2 separate regions of the Mus musculus genome follow, and region 2 is linked to region 1. The links are chromatin loops, found by intact Hi-C in ENCODE. Cell type or tissue: left cerebral cortex. All regions are shown on one strand. Each heading gives the region's core, and the rest is flanking DNA. Links, peaks and the distances in the headings are about the cores only.

Region 1 (10,787 bases), core at 1,194-9,193:
TATCATTATTATTTGTGTGTGAGAGTAACAGGTGCACTTGTGACCACTGTGCACATGTGCATGTCAGAAGACAGCTTTTGGGAGTCAGGTCTCTCCCTCCACTGTGAGTTCACGGAATCAAACTCATGTCATCAGACTTACAGAGCAAATGCTTTTATTCCTAAACCCACCTTGCTGACCCTGTCATACTCTTAATGCCCGTGCTTACATATAAATGATTATGTACATGTTTTCTATCCCATGTGGACCTTCGGTGTTTGCCGGATCAGGTCTGCGTGTGTTGTTTCTGTTGACTCCTGCTCAAAGTTTGTGTTCTGAGTGTTTTTTTTTTTTTCATAGCCCCAGTTATCCTCAACCCTATGATCTTCGTGCCTCAGCTTCTAAGTGCCGGAATTATAGGTGTATACCATCATGACAGGCCTTGTGTTTTAGAACTTAGTGCCTTCGTGATTTATTTTTTAAATTCTATTTTGAGACAGGGTCTTACGTAACTCAGGCTGGCCCTAAACTCTCTATGTAGCTGATGGTGACCTTGAACTTCTGATCCTCCTGCCTCCACCTCCGGGGATTACAGGTGTGTAATACCTCACTTATATGCTGCCAGTGCTGGGAATTGAACCTGGTGTGACGTGGAAACTTAAGGGTTCTTTGGAAAGTCAGTTGGATGGTGTTTGGCTGGGGCACACATGTGAAGGAACGTTTCACTGAAGCAGACACAGGAGAGAGGATGTTCTGCTAATGCAAGCATGTGGAAGGACATGTGATGAAGGATTCTTTGCTAACAACACGTATGTATTATTGCATAGTTGAGCTTACATTGCATAGTTGAGCTCCATTTATTGGGATTCCATAGAGAGAAACACACCAAAAAAAAAAAAACAAAACAAAACAAAAAAAACTTCTGGTGGTGTGAGGCAGTTTCTTGCTGCTTACTTGGACTTGGGCTCATTGGCAGAGTGATGTCAGCTGAGACAGACGCATGTGCTGAGGCAAGACCCTTGGAAGACGCAGTGATGTCTGGGGGGATATAACTAGAACTCAATGGACAGTGTCAGAGGCTGAGCTTGGCTTGCTGGTACAGCTAGTTGTACAACGCTTGTGAGTCTTGCATCTTCACTGATCTTAATCTTCGCTCTGCTGAGAGAGGCACAGCTGGGAAGTTCTGGCGTTCCTGTTGGTCCTGGTCCCTCCCGCTGACTAGAGCCAAGCTGAGGCCTGGCTGTCTCTGGTAGGTAGTGCCACTGCTGCTGATTCGTGTTTGGTATTTTGACTCTACCGAACTGGACCGCTGGTGTATCCATGAAGTTTTTGTAAGTGGATGGAACGGCTCTAAAGAACCTTTCTAAATGAGCCCACTTACCCCATATATCCTTTCTTTTCTACTACCTCTGGTGGGTGGTGGGTTACAAGGGAGGTTAAAGTGTTTAAGAACCATCATTAAAAACAGGAGTTTGAAAAAATTGAAGTTACACTCGTGCTTCGTGCATGCCAGACAAGTAAGCTACAACTAAGCTACATCTGTAGCCCCTAAGTTTTAAAACATTAAAATGGTGTATACTGGGCTGGAGCGATGGCTCGGTGTTTAAAAGAACTTGCAGTGCTTGCACAGGACCTAAGCTAGGTTCCAGCACCCACATCAAATGACCTGTAACTCTAGCTCCAGGGACTCTGACACCCTTTCTAGACTCTTAGGGCACCCTAAAACATGTGCACACAAACAAGCACACACATGACCATGCATATAAGTAAAAATAAATAAATGTTAAAAATGGAGAAAGGTGACCGTGGGTGGGATAGTGTGCCTTCTTCTGATACATATGCCTTATGCCATGGTTCCTCACACGATGTCCATCCTGCAGTGGAGGCTTCCCAGCTCTTTCTGAAGGGTCGCAGCACATCCCGGCTGTCTTTATTTACAGGGACTCTCTTGTGGTCCCAGCTGGGAGAATGCATCTTTAGAGACCCCTTCTGTTTCTGCCAGGTGCCTCTACCCGTGTAGGCCAATTTGCTGCTTATAGCTTTTCAGGACAGACATGAAAAATGAATTCTTGCTCCAAACCCACATGAGGGAGAGGACATGGTTTTCGTTCACATGGAGGGCAATTGCATGCTCTCCCTCTGTTTTGCCACCAGAGCCCGGATAAGCTCTTCTCCGAGCATGACTTGAGGATTTTTGCATAGGCTCAGCCCTTCTCTCCTGCTTCTCTAAGAATCCACCAGCACAGTGGGTTGACCAGTTGTCTCCAGGGAATATTGGCCTCAAGGGCCAGCTCAATGCCTTCTCTGGACCTAGTTTTCATTTCTTGCTCTATCAGACTTCTAAAGGCTTTCTTCACTTCTCTACAATATGGCTGTGCATTAGCATTTTAGTTCAACATCAACTTTATCCTTAGTAAGCTTAGCCATATGACAAAACCTTCCTTGGTATCAATATGGTGTCAGATGACATGTCTCTACCGTTGAGAGCTCACCATGAGATAAGGATCCTTAGAAAGTGAACCGGTGAGAGGCATTTATAAAAAGAATCTAAAACGATACAGATCTCTATCATCGTGTCATTCCCTGAGCTCTGATGCCGTGCCAGGAACTCTATGTGGCTTGGCTGTTCTCATCAGCATCATGACCAAGGGAATGTTCCAGCTCACTAGTGAGGGAACAGGGACATAGATGCTAAGTGACTTGCCCTCTGTCACATAGCACCAGACCTAAAGGACATGGGGTTCAGGAGTGGGAGCTTAGCCTTTTTGGTAAGGGATGGTGTCCCAACTGACCCCCACTCATTCTTTACCTCCCTGTCACACCTAGCCCAGCAGTGACCTGGCACTTTGCCTTTCTGGAGCCACCACCCCCCCCTCACAGCCTGTTCTGAGCAAGACTCCTCCCTGCCAGAAGCAGCCCTGTGAGGGGGCAAGGCGAGGGCAACCTCATTAATATTCTCTGTCTGTCACCTTGGCAGGGAGCAGCAAGGCACAGGGAAGGAGGTGTGTTTGTGTCGGGAAGGGCTGTGGCATCCGCTCCTGTGGCCAGGTATAAGCGTGGCATTGGGGCCAGGAAGGGTGGAAGGATGACAGTGGTGCTCAGAAGAGGTTACGAAAGTTGGGAACAGTGGCTCAGAATGGCTGCATGACGGGGGCATCAGGGTGGGGGTAGGGTTGCCGGCCCAGGAAGCCATCTCCAGGCTGCAGCTAACTCTTTTGGATCTATAGAGAGATCCTATAGAGGGTAAAATTACTACAACCACATAGACCAGCACACACATATACACACACAAGAGTATGTTGGAATATACTTTTGCACACCCTACAGAAAACATGTCTTTGTGCTTAACATACTTAGCTCAGAGTCTGGTTCTCCATCCACATAGCTGATCATAGCTATACACAGCTAAACATTTTAAAGTGGCATGTTGTGTCTCTGTGGGGGCTTGTTCTACAGTTTAACACTGAAAGCCATGGACTGTGGAGCTGAGGGGAGATTTTCACTCCCATCCTATCCCTTCTTACCCTCCATAAAGGAAGCAGCTGCCAGCAGTTCCATGGTTTTCCATTGTGTCTTCTCCTGAACCACGTGATCTTGGAGCAGGCCACTCCACAGCCCTGTGGGCATGCCCTGTGCACCACCTCAGCAGATGGCTTTCCTCAACAGTGCATACATATGCATAAATCTACACACCTGGGGGAGCCTGTGGATTCCCCCATCTCTTCATTTGCTCTGGTGTCTACACGTCTAGAAGATTTCCCATTCTTCCTTGAAGCCCCTCCCAGGGTTCTGAGCAGGCCTGGCCCTCTGACCCTTTGATACGAAGGGCTGGGAAGAGGCTGGTGATGTGTGTGTGTGTGTGTGTGTGTGTGTGTGTGTGTGTGTGTGTGTGTGTGTGTGTGAGTGTGTGAGTATATGAGTGTGTGTCTGTGTGTCTGAGATAGACCAAAAAGACTGAGATGGCAAGGCCTAGGAGTGGCTGCGCTTTGGGGAAACAGCCCCTGCCCAGCCCCCACAGCCTCTTCCAGCCCCAGCTCCCACCTGACAGCGCTCCGTTCCCATTTCCTGCTCCTATCTTGAACCCCGAGTGGAGGTCTCAGCTTGCTCTGAAGGCTTGTCATGTCTGCGTTTAATGAAGTTTAATTATCTTCTAAGATTCGATGAATAATTATAAATCTCTTCAAGATGCAATCACACGGGCTCATGCTTCGTTAATGGTGGAAAATCAATTGTAATTCTCGCAACTCCTCTCTTCTGGAGATTGGCCTGTTTGTACACGCACACCCCTTTGGACCTCTCTTTGTCTTTCCAGAAGTACACCTGGTATGGCTTTCTCCTCCCCACTGATGAGCCTGGCAGGGGTGTGAGGTGGGAGTGGGGAGAGAGGAGGGACAAAGCAGGAACAGAAAAGAGGGGGACCGCTATGGGTCCAGCGTTGTTGCATGGGGGGACAGGGCAGAAACGGTAGCTCTCTCCCAGGCCAGACCAGGAGAAAGCAGTGTTTTCTGACCTGCATCTCTTTATATTTAAATTAAACGATTTATATGTATGCATGTGTGTGCTTGTCTGAGTGTGGACTCTTGAGAAAAATGTGTTTTCTCCTTCTATCACATAGGTTCTGGTGATTGACCTCAGGTTATCAGGCTTATCTCACCAACCCTTTCCTCACCTTTAAGGAATGGGTCACATCCCTCCACAAATCCACCAAGGGCTAGCACCACTCCAGCAAGAAAAAGACACCCTAAACCTCAGATGTTCCGATGGCTGCATCCTGAGAGCACCCCAAGCGTCTGGCCTCCTAGGAGCCCAGATACCTCTGCAGAGACAAACTCTAAGTAACTCAGGGTATTCCTCTCCAAGAAGTCATGGTGGTGCAGACCTGTCTCCCTGGTTAGATGGGAGGCTGAAGCAAGACCACAAGTGTAAGGTCTGCCTGTGCTAGAGTCCAGATCCAACTCAGGCAACCTGGTGAGACCCTGTCTTAAAGTAAGAAGTAAAAGGAGGTGGGCAGCTGGGGAGAAGACTCAATGGGTAAAGTGCTTTCTGTGCAAGCTCAAGTACCAGAGTTCAAATCCCCAGCATCCACATAAGAACCTGGGCATGGTAATATGTGTCTGTAATCCGTGTCAGTGGAATAGAGACAAGTGGATCCCCAGGACTTGCTAACCAACAAGTCTAGCCAGAATGGTAAGTTCCAGGTTTAGGAGAAATCCTGTCTAGAAAATTAGAAGGGCCAGCCTCTGACCTCCACATACATACATACATACATACATACATACACACATACACATACATATACACACATACATACATACACATACACACATATATACACACACATACATACATACATACATACATACACATACACACAAACATACACACACATATACACACACATATACACACAATACTACATATACACATACATGCATGCATACATACACACATACATACATACACATATAACACATACATACACACATACACATACACATACAATATACATACATACATGTATATACACATACAACACATACATACATGCATGTACATACATACATGCATACATACATGCATACATACATACATACATACATACATACATACACATACACCCGGGCTGGGAATACATTCCTCAGGTGTGCAGAATTTTCCTCAAGTGTTTCTGGCCAGGGGCTCGACACTACAAAGCAAGTGGCTGCTGCTGTATATTCGGATCCCAGCGGCAAGAGCAGCCATGTCCTAGATAGGTAGGGTGCAGACTCCAGCACCTGTTGCCAGAGCCCGTTGGCCCTCACAGCCTCCTTCCAGCCAAGACATGTGCCTCGACTCTTGAAAGTGGCCAAGTGCTCACGAGTACACCACTAGGGGGAGTGGGCAGCTTGGGGTGTGAGGACACAGTTAGCAGAGCTATGTTGAGAGCCAAGGGAAGGCAGACATCTGGACTCATCGAGGACAAGGACCCTGTGACCCCTCAGCAGGCTCAGTTTCTCTCTTAGCTATGAGCTCTATCCAGTGCTGACTAGTGGAACTTTCTGCTCAAGTAGGAGCCTTGGGCCATGAGTGGATATTTATTTCAGTTTAAATCAAAATCAAAGAAAAAAATAAACAGTTCCCTCTATACTGCCCTCTCAAGTGCTCGACTGCCACACCGGGTCAGCAGAATAGAGTCTAGACCTTTCCGTCACTGAGGAAAATTCTATGGGACAAGGTAGGCCTTGGGTCCCTGTGCCTTCTGGCACCAATCCAGACCTGCCAGCTGTTTCTAGACAGTGCTGAGCATCTTGGAGCAGCCAGGGATCTTTTCCTGTGACTGCCAGAATAAATTGTCCTGTCCTATGTGTTCCTTTCCGCCGCTGTGGTAAACACTATGGCCAAAAAAACCGGCTTGGGAAGGCAAGGGACCATTTCAGTTTACAACTCAGAGGCCATACTACTCCATCACTGAGGAAGTCAGGCCAAGAACTCAAGGCAGGAACTGGGATGGAAACCATGGAGGATCAGTGCCTGCTGGCCCTGCTGGCCCTGCTGGCCCTGCTCCCTGGCTCATGGGTAGGCCCATGCTCAGGATGCTTTCTTCTATAACTTAGGACCACCTACCTAGGGATGGAGTTGCTCACAGTGGCTGGTTCCCCCGATATCAGTTAACAGTGTAGACAGTCCCCAGCAGGCCAGTGTGATCTAGGTTTTCCTCTCAGATGACTCAGGGTCCTGTCATATCTGCAGTTAAGCTAACTAGGACAGGCCCCAGATGCAGGCTCCACGTGATACAAATCTATGGCTGTGGCATTCGGAATAGATCTCACTGGGCTGACGTTGAGGTGTTGGCTGCGCTGGACACTTCTGGAGTCTAGAGCAGAGTAGGGTTCTTTGCTTTCTCTAGAGTCTAAAGGTGCTTGCATTCCTTGATCCCCTCTTAGTCTTCAAAGCCAACAAGATGCCCTGGCCCACTTCTCTGTACCCCACAGTTAAGGAAGACCCTGGCCCAAAACAACTCACGTTATTAGATTGGGTGGCCGCCTATTTCAAGGCACTTCACTCGAAAATACCTAATCCCTGCCTGGCACCCAGCCACAGATCCTAGGAGTGAAGGCCCCATCTCTTTAGGGCCTCCTCCTACCCATCACAGGCCCTATACCCAGGCTTCCAGAGAGGCGTCCCAGAGCCAGAGAGGAGGGAGGTTTCTTCAAGGTCACACAGGGTGTTCTTGGTACTGCACCGCCCTTCCAGGTCACCTTCTCTTGACCATATGCCCAACCCAGTGCTGGGCTCATGAGCTGCTAACAGCTGACAGCCACACCCTCCTCCCCTTTCCACCTCCTCACAGGGCCTTGTCCTTGGCTTCAGAATTGCAGGCTCTCTCTCATACCTCTCTGTAGGGTCCAGTCTCCTGTCAATGGCTGACTGATGCGTGTATATACAAAGGATTCCCCTCTCTCTCCAATTGGGGGGAGGGAGTCCTCTGAAAGGGACAGTCCCAGGTAAGCTCAGGTCTAAGCTGCAGCTTCCTGACGCATCTGCTTCTGTCTCCCTAAACTCAGACAGGCCAAGTGTGGGGCCTGCCCCCAGCTGCTGAGACCGTGGTCCTGCCTGGCAGGTCCTTAGCCGGCTGGCAGTTGCCATAATTCCATGTGACACTCAGAGGTCATTGGTTTACTGGGGCTGGTGGATGGAGTATTGCTGTCCCCTCTCAGGAAGAGACAGTCCCCTGTCCCAGACTACAGGGCTCACAGTCCTGCGGAAGGAGGCTGGGCAGAGGCTCTGAGAAGTGAAATTTGCTCTCTGTGCTCAACCAGTGATGGTTGTCCTGGCTCCATGCCGGGACCCCTAAGTCCAGGAAGTGGGTGCAGCCAGGATTCCCTTTGTAGTTGGGTAGGGAGAGGCAGGGTATTAGGTCCTCAGATTCCTGGTAAGTCTCCTCCCAAAAAGGTTCATCAAGACCCTTGTGTACCTCACTGAGAGACAAACATGGGCTCAGGGGGGTCTGGGTTGCTCTCCAATACCCACAGGCTCACCTCTCAGAGCCTCTTTTACCTTTCTCACAGAGAGGCTGTAAGGGTGACATATGCTATCCCTAGGACTCCCATTTGATGAAGCTTATGAATCTCTCATCTGATGTGCTGAGGACGGCTTATGTTGCTAAGTGTTACCATGCACTGGGCTAACTGCTTTGCCTTCATTATTTCATCCCATAGAACTGGAATCAGGTTCTGTTATTCCTAAATAGATGACAATATGGAGGCCCAGAGAGGTTAATAACTTTGTTCAAAGTCACACAGCCAGGGGAAGGCAGATCAAAGACCAGATTTACATAAAGCACAGGTTGGTGACTGTCACTAGGCTGTGCTGCCTCCTGTCGTTTGTCTCTTGTCTGGATCTTCTGTATTTCCTGATTTTCCTGCACCGTAAGAACTCCCCAGCTGAAAAAAAAAAATGTCTTTTCACCTGTGCTGTTTGCCTTTGACAGACAGGTGTGGCCTTCCTAGGTGTTGTTGAGTCTGCTAGGCTGGCCTTTCAAAGTAGCTTTTAGGTTGTCACCACATCACAGGTCTTAGTGTCCATCATCAAACACTAACTAGGTCAGCAGGACCATTTTTGAGCCCAGAGTCATAGCTGCAAGAGAGTCTGGAAAACATAGGTTCATAGCTTGGATTTTTATTGTTCCCCAAAGGCTCAAGTGTCAAAGGATTGGTCTTCAACCTCTGCACCACAGGGAGGCAGTGGAGGCTGCAGGAGCTCACTACTACTGAGGAGAAGGTGGGCCATTAGGGGAGTGCCCTTCAAGGGGATAAAGGTGTGCAGGCCTCTTCCTCTCCTTTGCTTTCAGGCTGCCGCTATTTGAGCAGCTTTCTCCCACCGTAACGTTCTGTTTTGCCACAGGCCTCAAAGCAACAGAGCCAACCAACCGAGGACTAAACTTTCTGGAGCCAAAGGCCAAAACCAAAAACTAAAAAAACCTCTGACCTCATCAGTCAACCAATCTCTCTTTGATGCTGTTGGGAGCTCAGGAAAGGAAGGAGGTGGGGTTTAGTTAGAGAATGGATCTCTGGTGCTGGGCCCTGTTAAGAGCTTCCTTCTCCTTAGCCCCTTCCTCCCTGCTTCCCCCCCCCCCCCACGACCATGAGGGGAACCGCCTCCTCTACTACAGGCAACCACGATTATCTCTCTGTGTCACCTCAGGTTCAAAGCGACGACTGAGTCTAGAGACCACAGGCTAAACTGAGAAATGTATCCTGGGATACAGAGAGATCTTCCATTTCCCTAAAGAGGACTTGGATGTGTATTTTTCTAGGCCACTGGGGGAAGGAGTTACATATTTACTTGTTATATTGAATTTATTAGTTTAATTATAAGTATCTATAAGAAGGTGCTGATTTTAAGGTGCAGTTGGGTAGAAACATGGGTTTTCCCACACAGTACATTGTATGGAATTCTTCTACACAGCCCCATTTTGGGATCTCCACCCCTCAAGAGTGGGGCTGTAGCGGGGCGTGCCTCCCCTGTCCGTGTCACTACTAGAAATGAACTGACATCACTCTGCACCACTCCCTTGAGTAGCCCCAGGCCTCGCTCTAAGACCTTTCCGTCTGTAGATCATGGGATCAGATGCCAGGAGAAGCCCTGGATATCTATGGTCACAGCTATCATCCTAGCCTCAACTAAAGCTTATCTAGGGACCGAGAGAGGCACCCTGGGCTGTGAACTCCCAACGCTTGCTCGTGCACGTTTTTTCTTGGAGAGAGAACACTTTCTCCATCAGATTCTCCAAACACTTTCTCCATCAGATTCTCCAAGCAGTTGAAACTTTTCCAAATGACACCCCAGGCTTTTGACTGACATAAATTGGGTGGTTATATTGAAGGTGAGCTTAGTCAAGACACGTGCAGGCGTATGCTCTGACCTGTGAGCAGGATGGAGGGGTGGGGCTGGCTCCTGTTCTCTCCGCCCATGTCATCCCTTGCTCTTCTGTTCCTCTCCAGCCTCACAGCATCACATGACCAGCTGGGCAAGTGCGTGTTCCACACAGCAGTCTGGCCCCACTGCTGGTTACCATGCCATGTTTCATTTCTTTCCTGCCTGTTAGCTGGGCCTCCCCAGGGCCTGCTCTCTACAGTTGTTTTATGGAAGGTGTCAGCTTCCCACTCCACTTTCTGGCCTGATGTAGTTATTAGGAACAGCTACAAGAAGAGACAAAATACCCGGCGAGACGGCGGGGGTTGGGGTCCCCAGGCAGCTGCTCGGAACATGCTATCCCTCATTCCCCGTGTCACCGAAACCAATGCCACGCTTCTGCCATCATGTCCTATTCGGAACGGCATAATGATAGGACTGCAGACTCAGGGACAATTAAAACCGAGTTGCTGACACGTGGCTCATTCTGCTGAGGCCTCGTTGATGAGGTTAATCCCAAAGACAGCAAGACCTGGAAGGAATCATCACGGCCCAGATGTCTCGTGCTCCGAAGCAGGTCTTCATTTGAGTCCTGATTCCTTTTCTGCTCTAATACCCATATGGCACTGGGACAACAGCCCTGGGTCCTTACTGGCTTGTCACTAGGGCCTGGTGGAAGGAGAGGTGAGGCCTGGAGATTTGGACCAACCTGCTGATGATTGGTTAGCTGGGTACGGTGTCTGTATCCCTGTGGTTCCCAAAGCTGACTCTACCTGCTTCTGAATGGTGACGTCAGGGCTTCGTGTATACATGGATCTGTGCTCCAAGAACCATGGAGGTCCTGCCTTCAGACCCCAGCTCTTCGGTCTGTCTGTCTGATGGCGGCCAAGCTCTTTCTGTCGTCTCTGCCTTTC
Region 2 (9,314 bases), core at 1,308-9,307, 170 kb after region 1:
ATGCCTCCCCCATCAGATTAGAGAAACTCAGACGGAAGCATCACTTTGTACTAACTAGCTATACCATACGATGGTGTGTATAACCCTGTCTGATCTGTTGAACCTCAGTTCTCTCCTGTACACGAGGAGGTAGAAGAAGACAAGAGAGCAGTATACTTTCCCCACAGATCTGACCAGCCAAGTTCAATTCTGGAAGCTTCTGTACAGAGAACTGACTCCTGAAAGCTACCATCTGATTCCTGCATGCATGCCCCGGCATGTGCATGTATGTGCACACACACAAGCTAAATATACAAACAAAAACAAACAAACATTCCAGCATACCTTCATTATGTAAACTCAGGTGTGATGGCTAACCTTGGTTGTCAACCTGATTACCTCTGGAGCAACTCGAACCCAAGTCCCTGGGCACTCCTGTGAGGAATTTTCTTAATTAGATTATTTGAAGCAGAAAGACCCATCCTAAATCTGGGCCATGCCTTCTGATGGCAGCCCACCTTAAAAAACACGGGTTCTTTGCTTTTGGCCTGCTTGCCCTCACTCTTTCTGGCAAGTTCATCTACCCTGTGGTGGAGACATTCCTTCCCCTGTATTAGAGTCAACATCTTCAGGGCTTCAATGCAGACTAATGATCAGCAGGGCTCTGAGAGTCCTCCAGAGAGCCAGCATCGGATTGGAAGTGCCAAGACATCCAGCCGCGTGGACTGAACAACTACCGGATTCTCGGCCGGCCTTTTAATCAGGAGGCAGAGTTGTTGAGCTACCCAGAGCACAGCTTATAACGCAGCCTAATCCGTTCCCCTTCACTCTAGATGCCGATCCTATCAGTTCTGCGCCTGTAGGGGACTCTGACTAATATGCCAAGTTTGCTTTAGTTGGCCACTTGGAGTGACAAATGTTTCTGTCATTTGTAGCTGCCAGGGTGGCAATCCAAGATTTTATTTAGCATCACTGGGAGCGGGGTCAGGAAGCCGAGGCCCAGAGAGATGGAGCTCGGTGCCCCAGGTCACACAGCTTATAGATTCAGCGATTCCGAGTGGGAAGCGCTTGCTCAGAGCCAACGTGCTCAATCTGGGCTTCCCGGGGAGGGAGAGGGATGAGGAGGCGTTTCTAGCAAGGCCCGGAGGACAGGGACGGAAAGGTACCAGGTTGCCATGGTTACCTGCTCACTGTGTGGCCTCAGACAGACAACCTGGCCTCTCTGAGCCTCCGGCTGGGAACAAAGCATTTCGCCCCAGCTGAGCACAGGAGACCGCTGCAGCAAGAAAGTGGGCTATCCCTCGCTCCCTCCCTGGGCCCCTGCCAGCAGCCGAAGCCCCTAAGGCTGTCGGACCCCCTCTCCACCAATACACACTCCACCTGGTTTTAAACATCTCTCAAAGCTTCGATTCAATTTGGGAGAACTCCGCAGCTCTGCAGTGCAGAATTCATCAGCCGAGGAGGCTGCTTTCGGGGAATAATTCATTTTTCTGGTGTCGGCGAGCAGAGTAATTGGTCCGGGGGCTGGCGCTCCCTCCCTCCGGCGCTCCCTCCCCGGGATGGTCTGATTTCAAACGCAGCCCGATACTGTTAGGTCAAAGGCTCTGCAATAAATAGGAGGGGGCTTCTGCCTCATAGATTGGATTATTCCACTCGCTGGTGACGAGCAAGAGGATTTAATTCCCCTGGAAACGCCAGCGAGAAAATCATTTTCCCCGCCCGATTCCCTCTTTCTTGTTTTCCTTTTTTTTTTTTTTTTCTTCCCTGAGGTATCTGTCTTTAAGAAGCTTTGAGGGTCTCCGGACTCGATTGTCCTCCTCACACACAGCCCACTGTCTGAAGCCATCTCCTCCCACATTCAATCACCATCTAAGGACAGAAGAAAATCCACGAGCGTCCCTGTCCCACCATAGAACACTAATGGGTCAGGAAGGGCCAGGGAGCCCATGTCCCCTAACATGGAAGTTCTTTGTCCCTGTTCAGAGGCTAAGGGTCCACTCGCCTTCTCCTCCAGGAAGCCCTCCCTGACTGGCCATCCAAACTAAAGAGACTGTTCCCTCACAGCTCCTTCACTGTTCCACACCTGTCTATGACAGAGGTGATGAGTCACAGAGTGGGCAATTTCCCCCTTTCCAAAAAAAAGTCTGTCTCTCACACTGTCTGAGCTTCCAGGATGAGGCCCCTTTGGGTCACTGTTGTCTCCTGGAAGCATAACAAGGTGTCTGGCATACAGAAGGGGCTTAATAAGAGCTTGGGTGCAGGTGCATCCCCCCAGGCCAGGCCCAGTGTAGGAAGCACTGTTGGGTTCAGGAAACCCCTTGGGCTCTGCACGATTCCCCCCTGCTCTGCGGGACTGGCATCCACAGGGTCCAGCACCCTGCTGTGTGCTGTGTGACACAGATCCAGGCTGTCCCTCTCTGAGCCTCCAGATGGAATGACCTAGTGCATTGCAACCAGAGATGAACGGTGCTTAGCACACCGGGCACACAGCTGCGACACATCCTGGACTTCACACTGCACTTCAGGGACATTTTTGTTGTGTTCGGAAAATACCAATGACTCAGAGATCAAAGTCAATGAAGCTGTGCTCTCCGATGGATAGGGTACTGGGCTTCCCACAGAGTGGAAGGAGAGGGGAGCCACGCATCCCACTGACCAGCACAGTGTGTCTGCCACAGCCTCCCATCTGCCGAAAACAGGGCTTCATCCATCTATAAGACATGTACCGGGCTGGTGAGATGGCTCAGTGGGTAAGAGCACCCGACTGCTCTTCCAATGGTCCGGAGTTCATATCCCAGCAACCACATGGTGACTCACAACCATCCGTAACGAGATCTGACTCCCTCTTCTGGAGTGTCTGAAGACAGCTACAGTGTACTTACATATAATAAATAAATAAATAAATCTTTTAAAAAAATGTACCACAGCCCTGAGGGAAGGATATGTACCTTGGGGGGCCCTGGACCCCTGTGGCTCTACAGGGTACAGTGTGAGGGGGAGTGGGGTAGGGGGAACTCTTTGAACACCAGCTTCTTTCTGTACACTCAGGGTGACAAAGGTTAGCACTCTGGGAGGGCTGTGTAGGGAAGTGGACAGCAACTCAGACAGGTAGTATGGGAAACCCATGAGTGGGGACAGCTCCTTCCCCACCCCATTCTCCTCCTGCAGCCCACAGTGTGTGGTGTGCCCTGGGCAGGTTAGCCTGAGCAACATCAGGGCAGGACCCTCAGGATCCAGATTGCACCTTTATTTCTATAAAGAGAAGCGGCAAATCCAGGGGAGACCCTAGTGTGTCAGTTTGCAAACCCCCACTCCTTTTCTTCCCTCTGTGCTGGGGGTGAAACCCAGAGCCCCCCCCCCATATGTTGGACAAGTGTTCTATCTCTGACCTGTATCACCAGTCCTCTTTTCATTTCTTATTTTTGAGACTGAGTTTGCCTAATTGCCCTCATTCTCTAGCCCAGGCTAGAGATGAACTCACTCTGTAGCCCAGGCTGGCCTAGAACTTTCTATTCTCTTGTCTCGGCTTTCCCAGTAGCTGAGATTACAGGCCTAAACTAAATGTGTGTTCTTGTCCCTAGACATGTGTGTCTCCTGACTCCTGGAAGAAAAGGAAAGAAGGGGAGTCAGGGGAGAGGAGGAGGTTGACCCCACATTCACTGATGGGAGGTGGCCCAAAAAGCAGAGAAAGGTCCCAGGTGGCCTGGGATGGAGGTGATCAGGTGGCTTGGCCTCAGGAGGCAAAGGCAGGATACACATTTGGAAATGGGGGACTCCACAGAGCTCCCCATCTGACCACATCACCGCATGGCTGCTTCCACCATCCTCACACCCCCTTCCCCACCCAGACAGTTCTTCCTAATATCTCCCTGAATCTCTCCTGCTGCTGTGTCAGCACAGACCTGAGCTGAAGCACCCTAGTTGTCTGCCGAGCTGACAGCAGCTTTAACTCAGCGAGATAATCCTACCAGCAATTAATTGGCTTTTGTTGGAGGAGACTGAATACCATCTTGTCTTAATCTCCTGCATTATTCTCCCTGCTCAGCAGAGTCAACACAAGATTAGGTTTAATTTGGGGGAAGGGGGGGGGGGACAGTGGACTCACTAGGAGATGAAATAGGATCTGTCTGGGTATCCTAAGCTTTCTTCAGCCGAGGGGGCTTGAAGAAGGCCCAGGGCTCTGCTGGGGTGCAGGAGCACCCCAGATCTAAAGACCACCTCCAACCCCCTGTAGGTTCAGGCCTGAACCTAAACCAAGCATGGTGGTACACACCTGCAATTCCAGGACCAAAGAGCAGAGGCAGGAGAAGCAGACATTCAATGTCAGCCTCAGGCCAGCCTGGGATACTTGAAAGTCTGTGTCAAAACAACAAAAGACAAGTTGCATGGAGAGACCCCAAGGCTGAGCCTCTTCAAAGACCCTGGGGATGGGCACTGAGCCCTCAGCAAGGAGCCTGGTTGGGCTTTGGATTCAAATCTCAGGTCTGAGGCCGCCAAGCTGAGAACCGCCTTGATGATGCTGCCATCTGGTGGTCACAAGAGGAACTGCCCCTTGCTCCCTTCTCAAATCTATTTACAAGACAAATTAGAAAAGAAAGAGAATCTGGAAAGATAGATCTGAGACTAAGAGCACTGATTGTTCTTCCAGAGGATCTGGGTTCAGTTCTCAGCATCCACATTGTGGCTCACAACCATCTGTAACTCCAGCTCTAGGGCATCCAATGCCCTCTTTGGGTCTTCTTTGACATACATACATGCAGGCAAAACACCCATACACATTAATTAAAAAGCGATCTTTCCATTACAAAGCTGCTAAACAGAGATAATCACCAGGAAAATACAAGAAAATCCATTTACATCCTATGACACCTTAATTAAAACTGTCTTGGCACCCCTGGTGCTCATTCAATCTGCCTGGGGGTATGACCCATGCTAGAACCCTGAAGTCACCTTCCATGTCATGTCCATTTCAGCCCCCAGCTCATCCTTGCTCTGGCTCCAGTAGGATCCCATGTCTGATCCTGAACCGTAATGACTTAGCTCATCCCTGAGCTGGAAGCCACTTCCGATATCCTCATGAGCAACCAGCCTCTCCCACCTATGACTAGTTAACAGCTCCTACAATAGTGGAGGAGACAAGTCTCTGGGCTTGTCTGTGAGAGGTTTCTTGATTGGGTTAAATGAGGTGGATAGATCCACCCTGAATGTGGGATGGCGGCGCCATTCCACAGCCTGGGGGTCCTGATGGGAAGAAAAGGAGAAGGCAAGCAAAGCAGGGCGCCCTGCCTGAGGACGCAGCTCTCCCTGAAACGGCTGGTGAGCAGGTAGGATGAACCTGGGCTCTTCTGGAGAGGCGGGTTGGAGACAGGGTTTCTCTGGGTAACAGAACCCTGGCTGTCCTGGGCTCGCTTTGTAGAGCAGGCTGGCCCGGAACTCACAGCGATCTGCCTGCCTCTGCCTCCCGGGTGTTGCTGAGGTTCAAGGCGAGCGCCACCACCCAGCCTGAACGTGAGCTCTTAACAATGAAAACCAGCACAGGAGTCCTCAGCCTGAGCCTGTTGCCGCTGCAAGACACTGCGGTGACCACACCGTCGTCACTGCTACCGTCCGGTCACCCAGTGTTCTCTGGAAATGTGGTTCCACGGGCAAGTCTGTAAACTGCTGCTATCTAATCCCCGGTTCCCAGAAACTTCCTGTCCCTAGCGGAAGCTCATGTCACACCATGTAGCACAGTGCGCAGCGCGTCCTGGGGAGACTCTCTGGGTTAGCATCTGCATCTCTAAGCTCACGGCAAGCGGCAAGCTGTGTCCCCACTGCTCCAGGCATGCTGGCTGCATTCCTGCTGTAGGTAGGTTCATTCCCAGCCCAGGGCCTTTGCTTTGGCTGCCCGTGTGGTGGTGTTGTCCCAGACCTCTGTATAGCTGGGGCCTCCTCATCGTCTTCAAAGGTCCCTTCACAGAGATCCTTCCTGATGCCCTTGGCCGAGCAACCCGGTCACCCTCAGTACTCCTTTGTTGGCGCTGCTGTGGAGACCAGGTCCCTGAGTAGCTGGCTAGAATCCCACTTCTATGAAGGACTAGAGGACTGTGTGACCTCAGGGAAATTGCCTGCCTTGTCTATGCTTTGTCTCACTCGAAAGAAAGAAAGAAAGAAAGAAAGAAAGAAAGAAAGAAAGAAAGAAAGAAAGAAAGAAAGAAAGAAAGAAAGAAAGAAAGGAAGGAAGGAAGGAAGGAAGGAAGAAAGGAAGAAAGAAAGAAAGAAAGAAAGAAAGAAAGAAAGAAAGAAAGAAAGAAAGAAAGAAAGAGAAAGGGAGAGAGAGGGAAGGAGGGAGGGAGGGAAGGGGAGAGAGAGAGAGAGAGAGAGAACAGGGACTGGAGAGATGGCTCAGCACCTAAGAGCACTTGCTGTTCTTTTCAGAGGACTCGTTCAGTTTCCAGAACCCACACCAGGAGGCTCACAACGAATGGTAACGTCCACTCCAAGGGATAGGGTGCTCTCCTCGGGCATCCGCACCCATGTGGCTACACACAGAGAGACATATGCACATACACATATACATACAAGAAATAAAAATTGATATTTAAGATAGTTTTTATCCTTTCTTGCTACTATATTTGATTTGGGGTTTTCTGGGGGAGAGGGTTGTGGTTTTCTGTTTTGTTTTGTTTTGTTTTGAGACCGGGTCTTATTGTGTAACTATGGCTGGCCTAGAGCTCACTATGTAGAGACCACATTGGTCTTAAACTCATGGAGATCCACCTGCCTCTGCCTCCAGCACAGTTCTTAATGGGCGCCCACTGAGTAGGGAGAGTGTCACCTCATGTTGGCCGCTGGCTTCATTTGATTGTTTGTTAGTCATGTTTCTCCCTCTACAGTGTGAACGCCAGCAGAGGCTGACTAACTGTGATCTCTTCCTGACATGTAGTAGGAAGTCACATTCAACTCATATTCAGTAGCAATGCATATTCAACTTGTTGCCCTAAGAGAGAGAGAGAGCCCTTGGCTGCCACCTGCTGGCTGACACGTGGAATTTTCCTTGAGGAACGCTGACCTCAGCTCCTCCTCGATGCCTCCAGGGTGGTGGGCTCAGCCCAGTTGAGGGTTAAGAATGAACGTGGGGGCTGGTGAGATGGCTCAGTGGGTAAGAGCACCCGACTGCTCTTCCAAGGTCCAGAGTTCAAATCCCAGCAACCACATGGTGGCTCACAACCATCCGTAACGAGATCTGACTCCCTCTTCTGGAGTGTCTGAAGACAGCTACAATGTACTTACATATAATAAATAAATAAACCTTAAAAAAAAAAAAAAAGAATGAACGTGGATCACAGTACCCCAATGCAGACTGACTGTATTGCTATGTTGATTCCGGGTGCCACTTGCCATCTTATTCTGTTTCATGTTAGGGAAGGGTGGTGACAATCCCTGTTCACATCTGAGTGGACAACAAGCACCCACTGGGATGCCCAAGAACTCACACTTCACCTCCCTGAGCAACACAACCTCCTGACCGCCACGTCTCTGTCAACCAGATGGTCTCCCAGAACTACTGAATTTAACTGTCACGCCACACTTCAGCCAACTCCTTGGGTCTCTTAGGTGGGTTCCTGACCCTTGAGAAGCCTTTTTCTTTCTTTTATTTTTTTTTTTTAATTTTTTTGGCCTGAAAGGACAGCCTCAGTGCTCTGGGCTCCCTCTTCTGAGCCAGGTAGGCTCCACACACATATTGCAGTCCTTTGCCCTAAAGCTCTACCTTACCTAACATTCATTACAACCCAAGCTCACGAGTTTATGCTCCCTTCCATTACGCTAGGCCCGAGGCCACCAGTCGCTCCTCTTATGATTAGCAATTAAGGTGGGTGGGACCTTGCCCTCCCCTCAGACTCGGAGTCCCCTTAGAAAGGACTGGGGTGAACGGGGGAGCTGGGGAGTTTGGAGTGGAGATGGCGTGGAGGTTAAGAGCACTTGCTGTTCTCCCAGAGGAGCCACATTCAAATCCCAGCACTATGTCAGGCTCACAACCACCTAGAATTCCAAAGGCAGGCGATCTGATGCTTTTTCTTTTATGGGCACCAGAACGGGTCACACACACACACACACACACACACACACACACACACACACACACACACACACACACGTAGTCCCGGAAGACCCAAGACAGAGACTTAGAAGCAATTAGACAGAAGGGTCAAGGAACTAAGGCAAGTCCCAGCTCAGGCGGCTGTCCCACCTCACCAGCAGGTGGCACCAAACCACAGACTAAAAGATGAAGGCAGAGCTGGGGGTGGGGGGGGGGGGTCACAGTGGCTCTATTAGGACAACAGTGACAAGACCTCTCCTCACCCCCAGTCAGCCATGGAGCATTCTGGGAAGGAGCTGAGATGCCAGAAAGCAAGTAGCCTAACCTACAGCCTAACACACCCTCCCCACGGCCTACCCCAAGCATGGCACAGAAAGGCAGCTTGTAGATAAAACCAATCCTGGCCCAGCCAGGAAGGCTAGCATAAAGCAGGGATGAATAAAAAGAGTAGCCAAGATTATTCTTCTCTGTGTGTGTGTACGCGCGTGTGTGTGTGCGCGCGCGCGTGTGTGTGTGCGCGCGCGCGTGTGCGCGTGCGCGTGTGCGTGTGTGTGCGTGTGTGTGTGTGTGTGTGTGTGTGCGCGCGCCACTCCACAGCCTTCATCTCTAAGCCCAAGAGAATGCTATCCAGACCTGGTGGCGTCACTGCCAAACTGCTCCAGAGAGGGATAGGAACAACGCAGCAAGACACAGCCTAACTACTGGGCCAACGGAGCCTGTTGGGCAGGCACCCCACACTCCTTTACCAAGCCCTGTTGTGGATTCTGGGCAGCTTGGATGTCCTCAGGCGCCAGGCTCAGCCAGCCCCTCCTCAGACTCACAATCCAAGCCTTTGTCCGCTGGCCTGCCCAGGCCCAGCTGGCCCCACACCAACCCAAGAGCCCCTGGAAACCCGAGCAGCTGGACGGCCACCAAGTACTTTTCCAGGCCGGGCCAGGGGCCCTGGGGAGACGGAGCACGATGGGGTGGTGGAGATGTCCATTCATCTGTGCGTCCATTGTTGCGTTCTTTGGACAAATATTTATTGAGTGCCCACTTTGAGGCAGGCACAATGCTAGGAGCGCGGGATCCAGCAGCAGCCCCATACCCCCTCGGATCGTACATTCTAGAAGCGACTGCCCGTGGAGATGCAAATGAAAGCCATCCTACAGTAAAGCAACATGTCCTTCTTTCCTCGGGACCAGACTGAAGGAAGGGGCGGGAGAGAGGCAGGTGCAAGGCGTGGGCGAGGCAGGTGAGGATGCTACCAACTAAA

What was found. Hi-C counts contacts between places; a loop is a spot of excess contacts. Peaks named below come from ENCODE experiments on the same cell type or tissue, not always from the same donor. Only the 100,000 strongest peaks of a DNase experiment are listed, where the experiment ranks them.
Region 2: it touches region 1 in a loop (3-fold over the local background); 3 of 42 quality-filtered maps call a loop at or near these places.

Annotation. Positions count from the first base shown.
Region 1 is chr4:148,333,778-148,344,564 of GRCm38, reverse strand. No RefSeq gene overlaps it. Among named protein-coding and RNA genes, the nearest start is that of Disp3, 51 kb to the right of the region's middle. In left cerebral cortex, for the core only: a CTCF peak has its summit at 5,853 (motif pointing right); DNase peaks (open chromatin) are centred at 5,847 and 6,731.
Region 2 is chr4:148,166,163-148,175,476 of GRCm38, reverse strand. It overlaps Fbxo2 (F-box protein 2), which reads right to left. Exons shown (of 6, transcript NM_176848.1): 6 at 9,060-9,314. Among named protein-coding and RNA genes, the nearest start is that of Fbxo2, 10 kb to the right of the region's middle. In left cerebral cortex, for the core only: CTCF peaks have their summits at 4,512 (motif pointing left), 6,997 (motif pointing left) and 8,225 (motif pointing right); DNase peaks (open chromatin) are centred at 4,502, 6,999, 8,255, 8,881 and 1 more place; H3K4me3 peaks cover 438 bases; H3K27ac peaks cover 1,158 bases.